5 separate regions of the Homo sapiens genome follow, and regions 2, 3, 4 and 5 are each linked to region 1. Evidence: read pairs that join two places in POLR2A ChIA-PET (ENCODE). Cell type or tissue: Caco-2. All regions are shown on one strand. Region 1 holds the start of NR4A1 (nuclear receptor subfamily 4 group A member 1). Region 2 overlaps MAP3K12 (mitogen-activated protein kinase kinase kinase 12). Region 3 has its middle 14 kb from the start of MIR9898. Region 4 overlaps KRT80 (keratin 80). Region 5 overlaps KRT7 (keratin 7).

Region 1 (4,000 bases):
CACAGGCCCTGAACAGGGCACCTCCACCCCTAGCCTGACAACCAAGACAACAGAGACCCTTGTAGCTCAGGCCCCACACACCCAGTGGCACCAGTCCACAGGCATGCAGCACCCTGCGAGAGGTGAGGGTGGCCACATCTGCCTGCACTAGGACAGCCTGGCCAGGGATGGGCTGGGGGTGAAGGAGGAAAGACAGCAGTTGGGCAGAACTGGGCGCTTGTTCCTGCCTTATTCAAATCCTGTTTCTCCACCTGGACGTCCCACATCCGGATCAACCCCCATCAGTCCCTCCCCCTTCATGCAGGTTCTTAACAACACAAGATATGGACCTACATCTAGCCTCACAGGAGGGGGGAGCAGTCCCACAGGAGGAGGAAGAGGCGGGGTTGAAGGAGGCAGTGGGGAGAATCCGGCTTCAGGCAGGTCTTGGCAACAATGTGGCTTGCACCTGTTCTGCTGAACAAGCCTCAGGCTGCACCCTACCTGTAAGATCCAACAGAGACTACTGGGGGAGGGGGCATAGGGATGATCAGCATCTGGAGCTGGAATGGTTGGGAGGTATCCTCTAGGCAGCACCGCCCCAAGACTCCAACACTGGCAACTTCTATCCAGGATCCCCAAGGACAAGGGTTTCCACCTCTGTCTCTCTTTCTCTCTCTCTCTCTCTCTCTCTCACACACACACACACACACACACACACACACACACACGTGATCCAAGCCCCAGCGAAATCAATTCTCCCTGTGCTTACAGAGACCCTGCCCCGACCCCAAGAAGCCTCCTTTATTCAATACACAGCAAGCAGCCCTCCACAGGTCAGCCACCAAGCCAGTCACTTCCTTCAATGATCCGGAGGCTTCCTAACGCACCTCAGACAGAAAGTTCAGGGTGGGGAACCCCTGCCAACTCAGCCACAGCCTCTAAAGTGTTAAGAAAACAACCGGGACACTGGGAGGGAGCTGACAGGCTGGGAGGAAGGAGGGCCTTTTGGAAATCCAATCCCAGTTAGAATCGTACGGATCCCAGCAGCGCCAAAGCTCTGTGTACCTGTTCCCCCACGGTGCTGTGACCCCCATCCACACCCACCCAAGTTCAGAGCACCGTGCGCCCAGTTGGGCACCCTAGGAGACTGAACTAAGGCCAGCCGCCTGCTGGACAAGTCCCTACTCCCGGCGCCAACCCCAACCCCCTACAGCTTCCACTTTGCAGGTAGTCAACCTCCCCTACCTCCTACCCCGCACCCAGTAGTTTCCAGTCTGACCTGGGTTCTCATCCCGTTGTGCTACAGCTGCACACTACACCTACCCTCTTGCATGCCGGCCCTACAACATCCTCTCTGCCCGCGCGTACACCCATCTCCTTCATGCACCGCTCCTAAAAACAGATGCACGTTCCCCGAAGGGAACCTACCCGGCCGGCTCCCGCTGCCCCTGCCCGGACTGGCGCCCCGAGTCTCAGCCTGGTCCCTGGTCCCGCGTGCGCTCCCGAAGTTCTTCTGTGCACTCCCCCAAGTTTCGTAGCCTCCGCCACTGGGACTCCCCGGCCGAGCCCGACCCTCCTCTTAAGCGCTCCGTGACGCACGGGGAGGGGCGGGGGCGCCACTGACGCAGGCCGCCCGTCGAGCTTTGGCCATACAAGGGCGCGGGGGGCGGTGCGGTTCCGGCGGGAGGCGGCCAGGGGGAGGTGCGGCCCGGGGAGCCCGAGGGGGCGGGGCGAGGAGGGGGGGCCTGGAATGTCTGCGCGCGTGACGCACGCGGGGTTCCATTGACGCAGGGAGCGCGGATTGTTTGATCTATAAATAGGCTCCTCGCGCCCGCCGCGCCCGCTAAAAATAGCAGCTCCCAGGCCCACTAGGCTCCCCGCACCGGACTCGGGTCCCAGCTGGGGGCCCCCAGGTCCAGAATAACCAGCGGGAGGGCCAGAGCCCGAGAAGGGGCGCTGTAGAGACGCGGCCGCGGGGCTTCCCCGGATGAGGATCTCCTCACTCTCCAGTTGCTCCCGGGAGCCAACCGCGCCCGGTCCCTCCGGCTCCCTCCGAGCCTAGCCCCGCCTTTACACCTTCCCAAGCCCTTCCTGGAGCCCTAGGGTGTCGCTGCTGCCGCTGCTGGGCGGTCAGGACAGGCCGCGGGCTGAGGCGGGCAATTCGGACACACCCTGGGGAGCCTGCGCCCTCACCTCAGCCCTAGGCGCAGCTAGTGCACAGGACGCGGCTTCCCCAGCAGGGTCTCAGGCTGAGAGGCTGCCCCTGAGACGTCAGTTAGAGCCCTCGCTTAGTCCCTCCAGGCAGTCTCCCTACACAGGACCTTCCCGAGGGCAGGCGTTGGCCAGGCCCAAGCTCGGCCAACAGCTCTGGCTCCGCTCCACAAGCTGAACTTGGTTTCGCACCGTCCCCTCCCCAGCCCCTTACAGGGGGAGTGCACCCTAGTTGGGAAATTACCGAATTTCAGAACCGGGTGGAGCCTGAGAAATCTTTTCAAACTTGTGCCAACTCTTCCTCATTTTATAAACAAACAGGCTCAGAGAAATAATGGCACTTGCTGAAGGTCACACAGCCAGGTGGTGGCACACTGGGTTGGAACCCAGGGCCACAGACTGCATCTCTAGGGATCTCTCCACGCCTCTTATCAATACCCCTCCCCCTGTCCACATCAGGGAGCACCGGCCCTCCCAGCCTACCTCCAGCACCTGTGGGGAGGCAGCTCTGACCAGTTATCACCTGCCCGGTGGAGTGAGGAACAGCCCGCCAGGGCCCTGCTGGGCACAGACCAGGCTTCAGCCACCTGGAGCCTTCCCTGGTTTGGCCGTCACCCTTCCACCCTGATCTCTCCTGAGCCTGGGGAGCCCTCACGGAAAAGTAAGAGAAGAGGGAAGGGCAAAAAAACAAAAACAAGGAAAAGAGAGCCCTGCCACCCCACTGCGACCCCCATCCATTCCCCTTCTCCCATGTAAGTCAATATCCATGAGTTTCTGCTTCCATTGAGCCTGCACCCACCCACCCAGTTCTCAACTCATCTGGTCACCCCATAGGACTTTCTCTGCCCCGGAGGCTCTGCCGGCCCGATTTCCACCCTCAACCCCCATCACAGTTTTCCCACACCCTTGTCTCCAGCCCCCGCTTCTGCCCACTCAAAGGTCCCACAAGCACCTCAAATTTCATCTGTTCCAGACAGAACTTGTCATTTCTGCACCCCCTGCCTGCCACCTAATCTCTGCTCCTGGCTCCTGATGCCCCATTTGCAACTTTTCACTGTTTCCTGAAATTCTTTTTTGGAACATCTCTTGGGTCCTTTCCTCTCCCCGTTTTTGTTTTGTTTTGTTGTCTTTGAGACAAGGTCTTGTTCTGTTGCCCAGCCTAGAATGCAGTGGCATGATTATGGCTTACTGCAGCCTGGACCTCCCAGGCTCAAGCCTCTTGCCTTGGCTTCCCAAAGTGCTGGGATTATAGGCATGAGCCACTGCACTCAGCCTCTCCCGCTTTCCTACTGCCAGCCACAGCCCATGCCTCACTGGTCCCACAGACCAACTGCCTGCGCCCAGTGACCACTCCTCCTTTCCCACACCCATGAAGACCATCCATTAGCCTGCCTGTCTCCTCTTTCTAAAGCCTCACTGTCCACCACAGATGGAGCAGTCTTCATACACAGTTGACCCTTGAACAACACGTTTGAACTGTGTAGGTCCACTCATATGGGGATTTGGGGATTTTTTTTCAATCCAACATGGATCCAAAAACCCACATATACAGAGGGCCGACTTTTAGTATCTACAGGTTCCACAGGGCCAACAGTGGGACTTGAGTATTCGCAGTACAAGTTGGGGTCCTGGAGCCAACCCCCTTCATAAACCAAGGGGTGACTGTAATGCTGATGGCATTCAGTCATCTGGTCAGAACCTGCCAGAACCCTCCATCCCAGCATACAGTCTCAACGTGAATGCATCTGCAGAGAGCTCTGGGTTGCTCCAAACCATCTTCCTTCAAGGCCACTGGTTGAATGTGAAG
Region 2 (4,000 bases), 1.4 Mb before region 1:
ATAAAAATACAAAAAAATTAGTCAGGCGTGGTGGCGAGTGCCCGTAGTCTCAGCTACTCAGGAGGCTGAGGCAGGAGAATCACTTGAACCCAGGAGGTGGAGGTTGCAGTGAGCCGAGATTGAGCCACTGCACTCCAGCCTGAGTGACAGAGTGAGACTCCGTCTCAAACAAACAAACAAAAAAACCTGAAAGGCAGAGTTGCTGCAGAGTTAGATGAGGTGTGTGGAGGGGTGTGGACCCCAGCTGACTACACTCTTTACCAGCATGCTAATCACCTACGACGATGTGGTGAAGATCTCAGATTTTGGCACTTCCAAGGAGCTGAGTGACAAGAGCACCAAGATGTCCTTTGCAGGGACAGTAGCCTGGATGGCCCCTGAGGTGATCCGCAATGAACCTGTGTCTGAGAAGGTCGACATCTGGTGAGAACTAGGCTGAAAACTGAGAAGAGTGGGTGGCCAGCCCTGGGGGGATTGTGGGCAACTTCTAGGGCTTGAGCACAAGTGATGTCCCCTCATCCCTAGGTCCTTTGGCGTGGTGCTATGGGAACTGCTGACTGGTGAGATCCCCTACAAAGACGTAGATTCCTCAGCCATTATCTGGGGTGTGGGAAGCAACAGTCTCCATCTGCCCGTGCCCTCCAGTTGCCCAGATGGTTTCAAGATCCTGCTTCGCCAGTGCTGGTAAGGATGGTCTGGGCTGGGATACTGGGCCTGGAGAAGTTGAGAAGCACGGTAGTACTGGGCTGGACTGACCAATAAATGGCAGGGGTACATTTAATTCAAAGAGACTGACTTTCATCTGAATCAGGCTCATGCTACCTTCTGAGCTGAGTCACCAGGGGTAATTGGTATCTACTCTGAACCTGTTTCCTCATCTATAAAATACACTTAACGATATCTGCATTCCTGATTTGTCATGAAGTGCCAGTGAGTGCATACAAGTACAAGGAAGGAGCAGCATAACCACCAAGCATGGTTGGTTGAGCCTCAAGTAAACAACCTTAGAACACAGAAGGAAAGGACCCCAGACCCTCATTTGGAACCTAGACCCAGGGAAGTTTGACGATTGCTAATCTGTCACTGAGCATTTCCCAAAATGTGGTTCCTTCAATGAAGTTATTCAGAAAAGGCTTTTATTTTGGGAGACAAGTTGGAAAATATGGGGTTCAATAGGTTTCCTTACTGCAGGATTTTGACACACTAATGAATAGTGTGTAATATTCTCTAGAGACAGTTGACCATAAGTTCTTTTGTCACAGAGTACATTCTAGGATTGGATTCTCCAGGACACACTTTGGGAAAGGATGCTCCAGTTCCTATCTGATCCTCCCTCAAATTCTCCCCTCTCCTTCCTAACTCCATTCCTTTCAGGAATAGCAAACCACGAAATCGCCCATCATTCCGACAGATCCTGCTGCATCTGGACATTGCCTCAGCTGATGTACTCTCCACACCCCAGGAGACTTACTTTAAGTCCCAGGTGTGCTGTGGGTAGGAAAATAAATACCTAACTCCCCTTCTTTGCAGAGATGATGCTATTTGAGGGGGAGGCTGGGAAATGGGTTGAGTGGGACTGAAGAGATTGGCTCTTAGAGGGCTGAGTCAATCCACTCCTTTTTGCTCCAGCACACACATTGGCAGTGGTGTGGGCAACCTGCAGAGCCTTTCACTGGGTGAAGGGATGGCTCTCACTCTTCATCTGCTCTCAACCCATAGGCAGAGTGGCGGGAAGAAGTAAAACTGCACTTTGAAAAGATTAAGTCAGAAGGGACCTGTCTGCACCGCCTAGAAGAGGAACTGGTGATGAGGAGGAGGGAGGAGCTCAGGTGAGTTCCCGTGCTTGGGGAGGTGATTTTACTAACAGCAAGGACTATGCACCCAGTCAGCTCCTACCCAGCCCCAGGGCGGGTGGAAGGACTACGAAAGGACTGTGGACAGGAATTCTGAGACTGAGATCTGTTATGGCCCTAGGTGAACCCAGTTCACCTTGGGGAACCTTTCTGCCCGTTGCAGACACGCCCTGGACATCAGGGAGCACTATGAAAGGAAGCTGGAGAGAGCCAACAACCTGTATATGGAACTTAATGCCCTCATGTTGCAGCTGGAACTCAAGGAGAGGGAGCTGCTCAGGTAACCCTACCTGTCCTTATGCACCAAGCCCTGGAGCTGTGCCTGCCTTAGAGGTCCTACTGAGACTGGGGTGCCCCTTCCTGGTCATTTGCCCAGCTGAGAAGGTGCCTGGATCTTTAGGCGAGAGCAAGCTTTAGAGCGGAGGTGCCCAGGCCTGCTGAAGCCACACCCTTCCCGGGGCCTCCTGCATGGAAACACAATGGAGAAGCTTATCAAGAAGAGGAATGTGCCACAGAAGCTGTCACCCCATAGCAAAAGGTGGGACATGAGTACTGTGGTTCCAATATGGCAAGAGGGATACTGAAGTGGCAACAGGTATATTAGCAGGGAGATGTGTACTTTAGTGTCCAAGGTTAGGGAGTGCTTTGAGTACATAGATTTGGCAGTCTTAACCTTTTACTTTTCCTCTTCTTCCAGGCCAGATATCCTCAAGACGGAGTCTTTGCTCCCTAAACTAGATGCAGCCCTGAGTGGGGTGGGGCTTCCTGGGTGTCCTAAGGGCCCCCCCTCACCAGGACGGAGTCGCCGTGGCAAGACCCGTCACCGCAAGGCCAGCGCCAAGGGGAGCTGTGGGGACCTGCCTGGGCTTCGTACAGCTGTGCCACCCCATGAACCTGGAGGACCAGGAAGCCCAGGGGGCCTAGGAGGGGGACCCTCAGCCTGGGAGGCCTGCCCTCCCGCCCTCCGTGGGCTTCATCATGACCTCCTGCTCCGCAAAATGTCTTCATCGTCCCCAGACCTGCTGTCAGCAGCACTAGGGTCCCGGGGCCGGGGGGCCACAGGCGGAGCTGGGGATCCTGGCTCACCACCTCCGGCCCGGGGTGACACCCCACCAAGTGAGGGCTCAGCCCCTGGCTCCACCAGCCCAGATTCACCTGGGGGAGCCAAAGGGGAACCACCTCCTCCAGTAGGGCCTGGTGAAGGTGTGGGGCTTCTGGGAACTGGAAGGGAAGGGACCTCAGGCCGGGGAGGAAGCCGGGCTGGGTCCCAGCACTTGACCCCAGCTGCACTGCTGTACAGGGCTGCCGTCACCCGAAGTCAGGTAAAGTATGGGAAGGCTCCCAAGCTCTTTCCCTTTTTCCTTATCCTCCCTGGGGTCCAAGTCTAATCCCCCACATTATGCTCAATTTTAAGCCATTCCCTACTTCACCCTTCGTAACTATGTTCCCTTCTCCTGGATTCTTAGTGACCTCTTTCCACTTCTAATCAGACCCCCCCCACCCCATCTCTCCTGCAGAAACGTGGCATCTCATCGGAAGAGGAGGAAGGAGAGGTAGACAGTGAAGTAGAGCTGACATCAAGCCAGAGGTAAGTGATGGCATTACAAGAATTAATGGCATTCTTGTTTTCTGCTAGGGGCAGAACCAAGCTGTAATCCCCCTCTTCAACATGTAGGTGGCCTCAGAGCCTGAACATGCGCCAGTCACTATCTACCTTCAGCTCAGAGAATCCATCAGATGGGGAGGAAGGCACAGCTAGTGAACCTTCCCCCAGTGGCACACCTGAAGTTGGCAGCACCAACACTGATGAGCGGCCAGATGAGCGGTCTGATGACATGTGCTCCCAGGGCTCAGAAATCCCACTGGACCCACCTCCTTCAGAGGTCATCCCTGGCCCTGAACCCAGCTCCCTGCCCATTCCACACCAGGAACTTCTCAGAGAGCGGGTGAGTGGCACAACAGCAAAAAGCAGATATTGAACAGGGAGAGCTGTAAGCAGATGCCTTGTCTTTTAACAGCTTTTGGGGAGACAGCTGCACAGGCCAGAAAGTACCATAAAGAGCAAATATCCACGTGGTGGAATTTCAGAAGCCTCTTGCACAGAGCATCTATTACGATGCCTGACCAGTAGCTTGCATGTAGCTATA
Region 3 (4,000 bases), 830 kb before region 1:
CAGGAACTGTTTATTAATTGACCAGATTAGAAAAATAATCAAGGTAGCCGGGCACAGTGGCTCATGCCTGTAATTCCAGCACTTTGGGAGGCCGAGGTGGGCGGATTACAAGGTCAGGAGTTTGAGACCAGCCTCGTCTCTACTAAAAATACAAAAAATTAGTTGGGTGTAGTGGCAGGTGTAGTGGCAGCTACTCAGGAGGCTGAGGCAGGAGAATCGCTTGAACCCAGGAGGCAGAGGTTGCAGTGAGCCGAGACCATGCCACTACACTCCAGCCTGGGCAGCAGAGTGAGACTCTATCTCAAAAAAAAAAAAAAAATTATGGTGGACCCTTAGTTCATCCTTCTAATAAGCCTATTGATGTAGTCTTCCCTGTTGCCAACATTCATTTTCTACAAAATGGGTGGTCTTTTTCTTCATTCCACCTCATGGAGAGGATAATTTGAAGGGCCACAGGAAGTTATTTGCTTTTTTGAAGAGTTTTCCAACAGTATAGATCTCATGAATCAGAACCTCCATGCAGATGATGCTGTATTTACCAAGAGGTCAAGCAATCAAAGTGTTCTCTGTCAAGGCAGCTCACTTCTTATTAATTTTGTCATAACCACACTTACAGATTAGTTCATTTACTGACTTCATATTTGGGTACCCCCATGCAATATATGGTTCTACAATCCTCAGCATGTTAGTGGAAGCCTTGTTGAGCTTCACAAAGCTTCCATTGAAGATTTGACAAAGGTGAAAAAGTTGCAATACCTTTTGGTCCTGTGGGCTCACACATTGATACCTCTGATTCTGATGACCGCCAACTTGGTTGGGTTCTGCAGGTACATAGAGGTTGCCAGCTTTGCTTGCCATCTGAGCCAGTTGAATCTCAGTTCTATCTATCTGCCTATATTCCTTGTGATAGTGCTTCACTTTTCCATAGATAAGCTTCCTCCTCGCCTTTCTTTCTTTCTTTTTTTTTTTTGAGACAGAGTTTTGCTCTTGTTTTCCAGGCTAGAGTGCAATGAATGGTGTGCTCTTGGCTTACTGCAACTTCTGCCTCCTGAGTTCAGGCAATTCTCATGCCTCAGCCTCCCGAGTAGCTGGGATCACAGGTGCCTGCTACCACGCCCGGCTAATTTTTGTATTTTTAGTAGAGATGAGGTTTCTCCATGTTGGCTAGGCTGGTCTTGAACTCCTGACCTCAGGTGATCGGCCCTCCCAAAGTGCTGGGATTACAGGTGTGAGTCACTGAGCTTGGCTCTCCTTGCCTTTTGAAGTATCGTTTGGGCAAACTTCTTTCTCAGGCAGGCAAAATAATATGGAAAAAAGCTCAGGTTTTTCCAGGACACCTCCATGGTTCCAGCCAGGAAAGAGCTCCATTCAGGTTTTCCTCCTCATGTCTGTATTGGGTTTCAGTTTCCAAAGCACTCAGGAAGGCTCTGCCTTGTTTGATCCACACATGTGCCCTGTGAGGCCGATTAAAACCCCATTTTATAGGCCCCGGAGGGGCAGACTCTCAGGGTTGCCTAGCTATTTGGTGGCCGCATGGATCAGAACAAAGGGCTCTAAACCTGAGCTTTTTCCAGATTATTTTTCCTGCCCAGATGCTTCTAACTTAGGAGAAACTTGCAGGCTTGGAGGAGAGGACCCGAGTGGGACCATGCTAGTTGGGCCTGCCTTGGGGTGGAGAGGGACAGTCACCACCTTTGCTCCTGCGGGTCTCTTTATCCAGGCTCCTGGCGCCCCCTGGAGGGCATTGTGGGGAGTGTCCAGCCAAACACCCCGCAGTGCCACCGTCTCCTGGCTTCCAGGTGGTCCCCTGACACTACATTTCCTTCCAGCTCCGTCTACTTTTGGGTATTTATTAAAACAGTAAGACTTGTGAAATTAAATAATTCAAACTTAAAGGTGTTGGAACTTAAATTATTTTGAGCCTTGAGTGGAGGATAACTATGTGGCCCGTGCCACACACATGCAGCTGTGACTTCCTCCTTTTCCTGTAAAAGATTAGAAATAACCAAATAGTGTCAGAGATAAGACTCCCTCAGATCATTACCCCTCCTCATGGAATGTTAACGCAATCTTCTCTGGAATGTAGCAAGCTGTAATCAATCAAATCGGTGTGACCTATGCACGGGCTTTGTATGGAAAATGTGGAACTCTGTTAGACTTCCCTGTTTCTGCCTATAGAAGTAAAACCCTGGGAACACTGACTCCATTCCTTTGAAGTCTGTCTTTTCTGGGAGGCCATCTGGGTGGCTAGCCTCTAACTTTTGTTTTTTTGTTTTAGAAACAGGGTCTCACTTTTTCATCCAGGCTGGAGTGCAGTGGCTCAGTCTCAGCTCACTGCAGCCTCTACCTCCTGGGCTCAGGCAATCCTCCCATCTCATCCCCCCAAGTAGCTGGCATTACAGGTGCATGCCACCACAACAAGTTAATTTTTTGTAGTTTTGGTAGAGACAGGGTTTCACCATGTTGCCCAGGTTGGTCTCGAACTCTTGAGCTCAAGTGATCCGCCCATCTCGGCCTCCAGAAGTGTGGGATTACAGGTATGAGCCACCATGCCCTGGCCTATCCTCAAACTTAATGCTCAGATAACATCAATACTTAGGCATATTTCTGACTCTCATTGTTAAAAGTTGACAGAATATAAGACCTTGGTTTTTTATTATTTATTTATTTATTTATTTATTTATTTATTTTTTGGCCAAGGGAATAAAAATCTTAAATGCCAATGGGGGCAGGCAGCTAAGGTAAAAGAACAAAGTAAGTCTATAAGAAAATGCAGACAGACATTATGCTGGGCATGGTGGCTCACGCCTGTAATCCCAGCACTTTGGGAGGCCAAGGCAGGAGGATCAAGAAGTCAGGAGTTCGAGACCAGCCTGGCCAAAATGGTGAAACCCCATCTCTACTAAAAATACAAAAAATTAGCCAGGTGTGGTGGCGTGCACCTGTAATCCCAGCTACTAGGGAGGCTGAGGCAGGAGAATCGCTTGAACCCAGGAGGTGGAGGTTGCAGGGAGCTGAGATCACACCACTGCACTCCAGCCTGGGTGACAGAGTGAGACTCCATCTCCCAAAAAAAAAAAAAAAAAAAAAGAAAATGTAGACAGACACATAATGCTGTTTGCTCATTGAAACTTTGGTATATTCCTTGTGTTCACAAAGAATTATGCTTTGCCTTACTTTTTTTTTTTTTTTTTGACGGACTGTCACTCTGTCACCCAGGCTAGAGTGCAGTGGTGTGATCTTGGCTCACTGCAACCTCCGCCTCCCAGGTTCAAGCAATTCTCCTGCCTTAGCCTCTGAAGTAGCTGGGACTACAGGCGCATGCCAACATACCCGGCTAATTTTTGTCATTTTAGTAGAGATGGGGTTTCACCATATTGGTCAGGCTGGTCTCGAACTCCTGACCTCAGGGGATCCACCCGCCTTGGCCTCCCAAAGTGCTGGGATTACAGGTGTGAGCCACCGCGCCCAGCCTGCCTTACTTTTTTTGAAGCATATGGGGCTCTTATTCTCTCACATAGATTGAAATGTAGACACAAGTGTGGTTTAATTTTCTGTTTCTCCTCTGGCTTTGCTCTTCCCCCCGGGTGAGAAATCCGAGGGGTCCAGGGAGTGCACATGCCCAGAAAGGGCCTGTGTCCTGAAGTCCTGTCCAAATGGCCTAAGCATTCTTCCAGGAGCTGCTTGGACTTCTTCCCCATGCCCCACTTCCTGCATACTATTAGTCCTGGGGCAGCTGGGGTGAGAATTAGGGGTGTCTAGATCTGCACTGTCCAGTAAGGTTGCCACTAGTCACATATGGCTACGTGACTTGAAATGCAGCTAATCCGAATTGAGATGTTTTGAGAATATAAATTGTACACTCAATCTTGAAGGCTTAATATAAGGGAAAAAGAATGTAAAATATCATATTATTAATTTTTTATATTAATTACATATTGAAATGATATTTGGAGTATATTGGGTTAAATAAAATATATTATTAAAATTAATTTCACCT
Region 4 (4,000 bases), 140 kb before region 1:
CAGCCACTGCTCGTGAGTCTTTGAGGCTCCCTGGCTAAAGCCAATGTCTGGCTGAAGGCCGGGGATTCAACAGCCCCCGCTAAGGAACACTACCTGTGTGGCCCAGAGGCACTCCCCTGTAAGACCTGCAGCCTCTGGGATGTCCGGCCTGTCTCCCTCCAGGAGTTCCAGTTTAGGCTGCTCGGTTTCCCCCACAAAACAACATGCCTCTCCCCTAACCTCAGCCCCAACCTGGCCCTACTTTTCAACTGGGCTTCAGTTTCTTCATCTGTAAAATGGAGAGGTCCCTGCTACAGCTGCTACTGTATGATCTAAGGGCAGAGGGCCAGGCAGAACAGAGAGGAGGAATCAGAGGTGAAGGCTCGGCAGTCTTCCTGGGTTGGAGGCAATTAACCTGGCACCTCTCAGGGCACCAGGATTATGAGCCCTCCCCAGGTCCTTGTTCTGAGAGGGAGGAGCCTTTCTGCAAGGAAGGTCCCAAGTGGGGAATGAATTTCCATCCCCGCCCACTGAGACAACCAGAGACTCCCCCAAGGGCAGCAGAAAACAGGGGGCTGTCCCTGATCCCCTAAGACCACAGATGCCTTCTAGCTGGACTGGCCGGCCAAACGCACACCATGTCCCAGCGAGCTAGTGCTGAAGCATAGGGAATTGAGGTTAGACTGTAGGAAGAACTTCCTGGTGTGAAGATTTCTCTGCTGCTCATGGGTGGAGGAAGGAGCCTCACATCTCTCCTCTCACTCCACCCTCAGTGTAAACATGGGGCTCCTGCTTGTCAAAACGGAGGCAAGGTGGGGTGAGCAGATACCTGCCCCCCCAACGCTCCCTCTCACACTCACAAGGCAGGGCAGAAACCCTCTTGACCTCCATCCCTACTGAACCTGTTTGGCTGTGAGTACAGCAGAGAGCAGGATTAAGGTTGGCTTCAAGCAGAACCTACCAGTACAGATATGCAGGGGAATGGCAGCCCGCAAATACCGTCAAACGCCATCATCCAGTATTCCTGCTGGCGTTGTCTGCTGTGAATGTCGAAGGGTCGTCAGAGCACTTCAGGAAAAACAAGGACACCCTGAAGAAGCAGAGCAGAGAGAGAGGGGCTGGCCCCACCTGACCGTTCGGGAGCCTACGAAGGTGCAGAGAGGGCAGTGGCCATCAGATGGGGCTCTCTGGGAAGCTGGGCCACCGAGTTGCTTTGTGACCCTGGAGAAGTCACTTGACACCCCTGGCCTCCATTGCCTCCTCTGCAAATGAAGGGCCCAGCTCAGCTGATCCAAAAGGCTGCTGGCAGCTCTCGCAGGCTACGATTCTGGGAGCCTGGGCCAGCAGCACCGGCAGTGGTGGGAGAAGGCCCAGCTACTCACCTGTGACCATAGGGAGCATCACTGGGCTGGTTATCAAAACATCCTCATGACAAACAACCCACACTGACGGGAGCCAGGCCCCAACCAGGCCTCCAACCTCATGGCCTGCCCTCATGGCCTATCCCTGGCACCAAGGGAGGAGAGGCCCCAAGGGGGAGCAGATGGCTCCCAGTGTGATGGGGAAAGTGGTGGGTCAGGACAAATGAGAAACAGGTAAACTGGGGGCCTTTCAAGATATGAGTCATGGAGGGCTTCCTGCAGGAGGGAGCTGGAAGAACAAATGGGGAGGAGAGGAGGACCTGGTGATGGGAAGGAGAGTAGAGAGGACAGCCAGGGTGGGGAGGAGGGAGGCAGGGGGAGCCCCAAGCTGAGCTGGGCTGGACTGGGTAGAAGGAAGGAGAGGACTGCGCAGGACCCTCCCAGCAAGAGGCATATGGTAGGCAGAGTCTGAGAGGCGCAGCTGGGCTCAGAGCCCTCCCAGGGTTTCACCTCGAGGCAAAACTGTCCCTAACTGGAGGCAGAAGCCAGCCCATGAAGGGTAGCTGGGATCCCAGGGCCCACAGTGACCAGCAACACACAGGACGCATGTGTCATAGTGGTTAAAAGGTTCTAAACCCAAAGTTCCTGGATTCCAGGCCTGGCTCTGCCACTTGCTAATTTTGTGACCTTGGGCAAGTTCCATCACCTCTGGTTTCCTCATCTGTAAAATACAGCTTATAATAGTACCCACCCATGGGGGTGCTGCAGGGATTTCATGGGTCAAGCATGTAGAGCAAGGCCTGGCACACAGCAGGGGCCACATGAGCACCTGCTGTTGTCGTATCCCAAAGCACATCCCCAGGTGTCCCCACAGTCTCATGGGGAGAGTAGTGGCTCAGGACAAAGGAGGAGCAGCTAAACTGAAGGCCTCAGTGCTGGAGGGAAGAGGGAAGTCTTTCAACCTGAGTCACAGAGAGCTTCCTGCAGGAGGGAGCTGGAAGAACAAATGGGGAGAGCAGAGGGCCTGGTGATGGGAAGGAGAATAGAGAGGACAGGCAGGGTGGGGAGGAGGCAGGGAGAGCCCCAGGCTGAGCTCGGCTGGACAGGGTGGAGGGAAGGAGAGGACCGCGCAGGCAGGTGTTATCATTCCTAACTTCTAGCTGGGGAAACTGAGGTTCAGGGAGCCTCTGTCATCGAGAGGATGAGCACTTAAGGACAGTACTAACCAGGCCCTACCCTGCTGAGTTTCCAGGACAAGATGGGACCACACTTGTCGTGGTGGCAAGGGGGCAGATAGGCCTCTGACACCCCATGTTCCCTGGGGTCTCCCGCCCCAGCCCCAGGCAGGCATGGAGAGCCTGTCGCATGCTTGGCACTCTCACACCCTCTTACCCCCTTCCTCTGCCAGCCCTGCCCTGCCCTCGCCTGGAAACCTTTGCTAATTGGCTCCACCTTGCTCTGATCCTGTCCTTATCTCACCATCTTCAGTTTTAACAATCAGTCATTGGAGGTGCTTTCTGCTGAGTGAGCGCCCTGGGTGGTGTGCATAAATGAGCTGCCACTTCCCAGGGAGCCCTCCGTGGGCTCTTGCTGGTCAGCCCGGGGCCTCAGCCCCCGACTGGTCCACACCTGACCCATTCGCCGCCTTCCTGCTCTCCCAGGTGCAAGCCCTGGAACAGCGCAACCAGCTGCTGGAGACACGCTGGAGCTTCCTGCAGGGCCAGGACTCAGCCATCTTCGACCTCGGGCATCTCTATGAGGAATATCAGGGCCGGCTGCAGGAGGAACTGCGCAAAGTGAGCCAGGAGCGGGGGCAGCTGGAGGCCAACCTGCTGCAGGTGCTGGAGAAGGTTGAGGAGTTTCGAATCAGGTACGTAGAGCCCCATGAGAGCCATGAGCAAGGCCTGAGGGCTGGGACCAAGCTGTGCTCAGATGGGAGGCACTTAAGCCAGAGAAAGAGGAAAGATGTTCTGCAACATTTCTTTACCTGAGACATTTATTGAGGGACTGGTATGTGCCAGGCAGTATTCTAAATACTGAGGATATGGCTGTGAACCTACAGCCGCCCCCTCCCTAATAGCAACCCTTAAAACAAAGTCAATCTTGTGCTGGCTCCCAGCTAAACCCTGTGCCTGCTGGCCCTTGGGCATCATCATAACCCGCACCCCCTGCCTCGAGCAGCCGTCCTCTTGTACCTATGGACACACTTGCTCTTGTCCACATGTTGCTCTGGCAATGGGAAATTACGTCACTAGCTAGAACAGATGGGTTTCTGTTTTAGATGTGGCTTTAGATTTTGATCTCGACTGGGTTGGAAAGGAGAGGAAAGCCACCAGGAAGCAGGAAGGGGATGGAAAGAATGGGTTTGATTTGAATAAAGAAGCAATGCATGCCAGACATCAAGGTAGACTTGGAAAGAGACAGATAAGGAAAACAGCCCCAGTATGCAAGGTGCCTTTACAACTTAGTGGGGCAGACAGACAGACAGACAAACAGTTGCTGGGCAGTATATCCCAGCATTTATGGGCCCAGGCTTGGGCATTAGCCCAGAATGAGGTTTAATCTTCATCATCACCCATCACTAGCTTTGTGACCTCCAGTAAGTGGCTTAATATCTGAACCTCAGTTTCTTCCTGTGTGAAACGGGAATGATTATGGTT
Region 5 (4,000 bases), 190 kb before region 1:
CCCACAGGCCAAATACTACTGCCCTACCCAGAAACAGTTTCTACAGCTGCTGTACATGGTCACAGCATGAAGCTTGCCCTGCTGACCCTCCAGACTGCATGGTGGGCATCAGCACTGGTATCCCAGAGCAACTGAAGCCCCAACCTAGCACTTGACCAGTTCCTAAAGACCTAGATGGTTTCAACACCACTAGCTCCACCTACTAACCGTGTGACCTGGAACAAATCACTTCAACTCTGGGAGCTCAACTTTTCGTCAGTCAGTAGCAGAACACAAAGTCATTCAGATTCCCAGCCCCGCTCCCAGAGATGGAAAATCTCCAAGCTATGTTTTTAATTTGCAGCATGGTAACTATGATGCAGGTGGGCCTCAGATAACACCCCAGGTGAAGATGGTGTCTGAGCCTCTTCCAGCTGCACTTTCTCAAGCTTAAACTCCTACGGACAGGCCTCACTTTTACTCATTCCTGAATCTCCAAGGGCCCAGCTCCCAGGGGCAAGTTGCAATTCTGTGGTTTGGCCTGGAACACCAACTGCTCAGTGTATTGAAGAGAATCTTAAAGGGCATGTAGACAAGACCCCTAAGATACTTCTAAGGCGTTCCAAGCTTGCACATCTGCAGGAACAGAGAGCTCATGCTGGCTCGAGGCAGCTCATTGCATTCATTCAGCAAACATTTCAGGCCAGCCAAGCAACACCTTTGTGATGAAAATGTTCTGGCTTGAATAGAGCACTCCTTATTCAGTGTTGAAATCTCCCTCTATAATCTCCATCCTTTGCTCTTAGTTCTAACCCCTAGAGGCCTAGAAATGAGTCTAATCAGTCACCACACACACACACACACACACACACACACACACACATACACGCACCCACAGGACAGGCTGTGCAGACTTCCTCTTGGACAGCTCAGGCAGGCCTTGGCCAGAGGTCCCCATGGGCTGCTCAGGTGAGAGGATCCTGTGGTCCTTTGTCCCATGTTTTCAGACAACCCTCCTCGAGCCTGTCTTTCCCACTCACCTTCTTCAGCACCACAAACTCATTCTCAGCAGCTGTGCGGTGGTTAATTTCATCTTCGTACCTACAGTAGAGGAGGGCCTGGTGTTGATGCAGCTTTGCCTCCATGCTCCCGTCCCCCCTCCGCCATATGCAGCTGTGAAATCTGCCCTGCCTCCCTTCCCCTACTCTTTAAAGACACACCTGAAAAAACAGGTGTCAGCTACAAAACCAAATTTCCCTGACTTCCACGCGGCCATTCCTAGGGCTTTGAGTCTTGGCATGGGGGGTTGTTGGTGGGGCACATAGGAAACATGTGAATGACAGCACAAAAGCTGCATGTCCTGGGAGAAAAAAAGCAAATAATAACAGCCATATGCATGAGACTGTGTTCTATGGGGTGTGCACCATTATGTGCTTCTTATGCATGAGCTCATTTCATCCTCACAGCAAACCTATAACGATGGTACTGTGGTTATCAGAGAAGGGAACAGAGACACAGAGAGGCAGCGTAATCTGCCCAGGTCACTAAGCTGCTAAGTGGCACAGCCCAGACTTGAACCTTGGCAGCTGACTCCAGCCATGCCCTAATCACTACCTAATCCCACCCCTCAGGGGCAAAGAAGGAGTCTGAAGGGGAGGAACCCTGTAGAATCAGGATGAGGGATACACAAAGTCCTGAAAGAACCAGGTCCCGCCTGATGATCCAGCCCCCATCCTTCCTCCCATAGCTCCCATCACTCTTCCTCCCAAGGAGCCACTCCTGGCCCTTAGGAGGACCTGGGCAAACAAGGCACAGAGGAAGAGACCACAATGGCTTAATCTAATGTTTATGTTGAGACTCAAAAAAAGGTGTTGGAAACAAGAGTTCCAAGAGCTGCTGGAAGCAGTAGGGACAACCTGGGGTGGAAGGCAGGACATCCAGGTAGGCCAAGCCCCTTCAGGAGCCCAGACTCAGGGTTGGAGGTGCCCATACCCTCAAAGTTGCACTCCCTCAAGTTCTGTAGAAGCTGGAAAATATCTGCAAGGCTTTCCGTCCACCCCTGCCTTGGCAGTGCACAGCCAGGTCAAGAGGGTGCACAGATCGGAACTCCCTGAGCAGCTGCACACAGGGACCCTCCCTGTACTCCTTCCCTGGACTCCCTTCCAGTTCCTCTTTCAGTCCCAGCCTGGATCTCAGACTGGCTCCACAGGAAGGTGCTCTGAGGGTTTGGGGTGGGGGGAGTATGGGGGTGGGCACCAGGTATGCACACACGCATGCACACACGTTAGTCCTGACAACAGGGGCTGAATGATGGCCCCACACCTTCCCTACTCTGCACCTGTCTGGTTCCACCTGCTATGGGACTAATCCTGTTGACTTTTGCCCTAGGGAAGTGGGAGTGTTGGGGGGGGGCACTCCACAGAGACCTTGTTTGCTCTCCTCCAGTCAGAGCCAATGTGTGACTCCTGCTTAGTCACACAGCCACAGGCAGGGGACAGAACTCACTCACTGCCCCAGTGCCCCTCAGGTGTGCCAGGGTGGGGCCCAGCCTGAGCTTCAGGCTTTTGTTTCTATTCAATGAGAAAAGAGTGCAAAAAGACCTGTCCTCAAAAGCCCCAGTCCCAGCCTTCCTGAGCCTCCTTCTGGCTCCTGCCATGACCAGACCCACCCTCAGCCTCTGCGGCCCTCGCATGGCTCACAATGACCATTTTCCCTCTCTGCTTCTTTGCTTCCCAAGTTGGCTCTGTGTCCTCTCCTAGGAGTCAGGGACCTAAAATTCAAGTCCCAGCTCTCCCAGTGACCTTTGCAGTGTGAGCTCAACCAAGTCCCTAAACTTCTCTGGTCTCTAATTCCTCACCTGAACAAAAGAGAGTTGCTCTAGAATAATCTGTGAAGGTCATACCAGTTCTGAAGCACCCCTGTCAGAAGACACTTTCTGCCCTACTCTCTCTCGGGGCCTTGGTCAGACACCCAAAGGAGACAGTGCAGGTCAGGGCTGGGCTGAGACATTTCACTGGGACTGAGTCAGGGGAAAAGACCAGAATGATTTGGAAACAGCCCCCAGGGACAAAGAGGAGAGAGGAAAGGCAGGAAATGTGTTGGTCAAGACTGGCCCCTCAGGGAGTTATTGGACTGAGCAGCTGCATGCTGATTCCTGAAGCAGGGGGACTTGCACAGGGTCAGCTCATGAGGGTCACATTGGCCCGGGGCAGGGGTCTTCGCATGTGGCACAGGGGGCATTACTTATTCTTGAAGTCCTCCACCACATCCTGCATGCTCCGCAGCTCCGCCTCCAGGCGGCCCCCATCCACCTGCAGTGCCTCAAGCTGACCCCGAAGGCCAGCAATCTGGGCCTCAAAGATGTCTGGGAGGCGGCTGCTCTTGGCCGACTTCTGCTCCTGCAGCAGCGTCCACTTGGTCTCCAGCAGCTTGTTCTGCTGCTCCAGAAACCGCACCTAGAACGGGCGAGAAGGAGGAAACTCAAGAGGAGCCAGAGCGTGCCACCCACAGCGGGATTGAGGAACATCATCTTTAGCCACTTAGCAGAGCCATGCTCCCCCTGGCTGTTTCCCTGCCTGGGGCTTCCAGCCCTCTCCCTTTGGACTCCAAATCAAGTGTCCTACAGAGTGATCCAGGAAGCAGGTCTGCCTGGTGCACGGAAGTGCCCCGTGGTTGACTCTCGACGAATGTGCTCCAGGGCCTCCTCTCCACTTCACTCCCCATCACATTACAGGTGGTGTTCTCCACCTCCCTATCTGAACAGCCACCTCTTCCTGTCAATGGATCATGAGGATGACCAGGCCCAGCCCTCCCTTCTGTCTGGGACCTCTTCTCTTCCTTCCTCAATATCCTTTCTCTCCTTCCCCTTTCTCCAGCAAGGCCTCAGGACAGTCAATCCATGGTAAAATGACCCCAGCCTGGAGCCCACAAAGGCCCTTAAGGAGTAGCCGGTATGACTGGAGGTGGGAGGCAATAGAGGCCTCTGCAAAACCAGCAGCTCAGGGCCCCAGGCCCTGGGGAC

Evidence for each region. Peaks named below come from ENCODE experiments on the same cell type or tissue, not always from the same donor. Only the 100,000 strongest peaks of a DNase experiment are listed, where the experiment ranks them.
Region 2: POLR2A ChIA-PET joins it to region 1 with 10 read pairs; 1 of 35 experiments calls an interaction of 5 or more read pairs at or near these places.
Region 3: POLR2A ChIA-PET joins it to region 1 with 9 read pairs; 3 of 35 experiments call an interaction of 5 or more read pairs at or near these places.
Region 4: POLR2A ChIA-PET joins it to region 1 with 8 read pairs; 1 of 35 experiments calls an interaction of 5 or more read pairs at or near these places.
Region 5: POLR2A ChIA-PET joins it to region 1 with 8 read pairs; 1 of 35 experiments calls an interaction of 5 or more read pairs at or near these places.

The regions. Positions count from the first base shown.
Region 1 is chr12:52,048,979-52,052,978 of GRCh38, reverse strand. NR4A1 (nuclear receptor subfamily 4 group A member 1) reads right to left here and starts at 1,537. Exons shown (of 7, transcript NM_173157.3): 1 at 1,411-1,537. LOC107984510 (a long non-coding RNA gene) reads left to right here and starts at 1,825. Exons shown (of 2, transcript XR_001749148.3): 1 at 1,825-2,945; 2 at 3,770-4,000. RefSeq lists an enhancer at 844-1,401 and a silencer at 1,493-1,902. In Caco-2, no CTCF peak of the experiment used is centred here; DNase peaks (open chromatin) are centred at 1,698, 2,038 and 2,681; H3K4me3 peaks cover 2,841 bases.
Region 2 is chr12:53,481,740-53,485,739 of GRCh38, reverse strand. It overlaps MAP3K12 (mitogen-activated protein kinase kinase kinase 12), which reads left to right. Exons shown (of 14, transcript NM_001193511.2): 5 at 265-423; 6 at 526-684; 7 at 1,375-1,483; 8 at 1,720-1,829; 9 at 2,017-2,133; 10 at 2,254-2,391; 11 at 2,551-3,175; 12 at 3,371-3,441; 13 at 3,529-3,799. Among named protein-coding and RNA genes, the nearest start is that of MAP3K12, 16 kb to the left of the region's middle. RefSeq lists an enhancer at 2,872-3,385. In Caco-2, a CTCF peak has its summit at 3,506; DNase peaks (open chromatin) are centred at 1,938, 2,279 and 3,590.
Region 3 is chr12:52,882,721-52,886,720 of GRCh38, reverse strand. It overlaps the pseudogene RPL7P41. Among named protein-coding and RNA genes, the nearest start is that of MIR9898, 14 kb to the left of the region's middle. RefSeq lists a silencer at 1,622-1,916. In Caco-2, a CTCF peak has its summit at 1,747 (motif pointing left); DNase peaks (open chromatin) are centred at 1,700 and 2,090; H3K4me3 peaks cover 161 bases.
Region 4 is chr12:52,184,589-52,188,588 of GRCh38, reverse strand. It overlaps KRT80 (keratin 80), which reads left to right. Exons shown (of 9, transcript NM_182507.3): 2 at 3,002-3,210. Among named protein-coding and RNA genes, the nearest start is that of KRT80, 5.4 kb to the left of the region's middle. In Caco-2, no CTCF peak of the experiment used is centred here; a DNase peak (open chromatin) is centred at 2,327.
Region 5 is chr12:52,234,589-52,238,588 of GRCh38, reverse strand. KRT7 (keratin 7) reads right to left here. Exons shown (of 9, transcript NM_005556.4): 2 at 3,223-3,434; 3 at 1,020-1,080. Among named protein-coding and RNA genes, the nearest start is that of KRT7, 3.3 kb to the right of the region's middle. RefSeq lists an enhancer at 3,785-4,000. In Caco-2, no CTCF peak of the experiment used is centred here; a DNase peak (open chromatin) is centred at 2,378.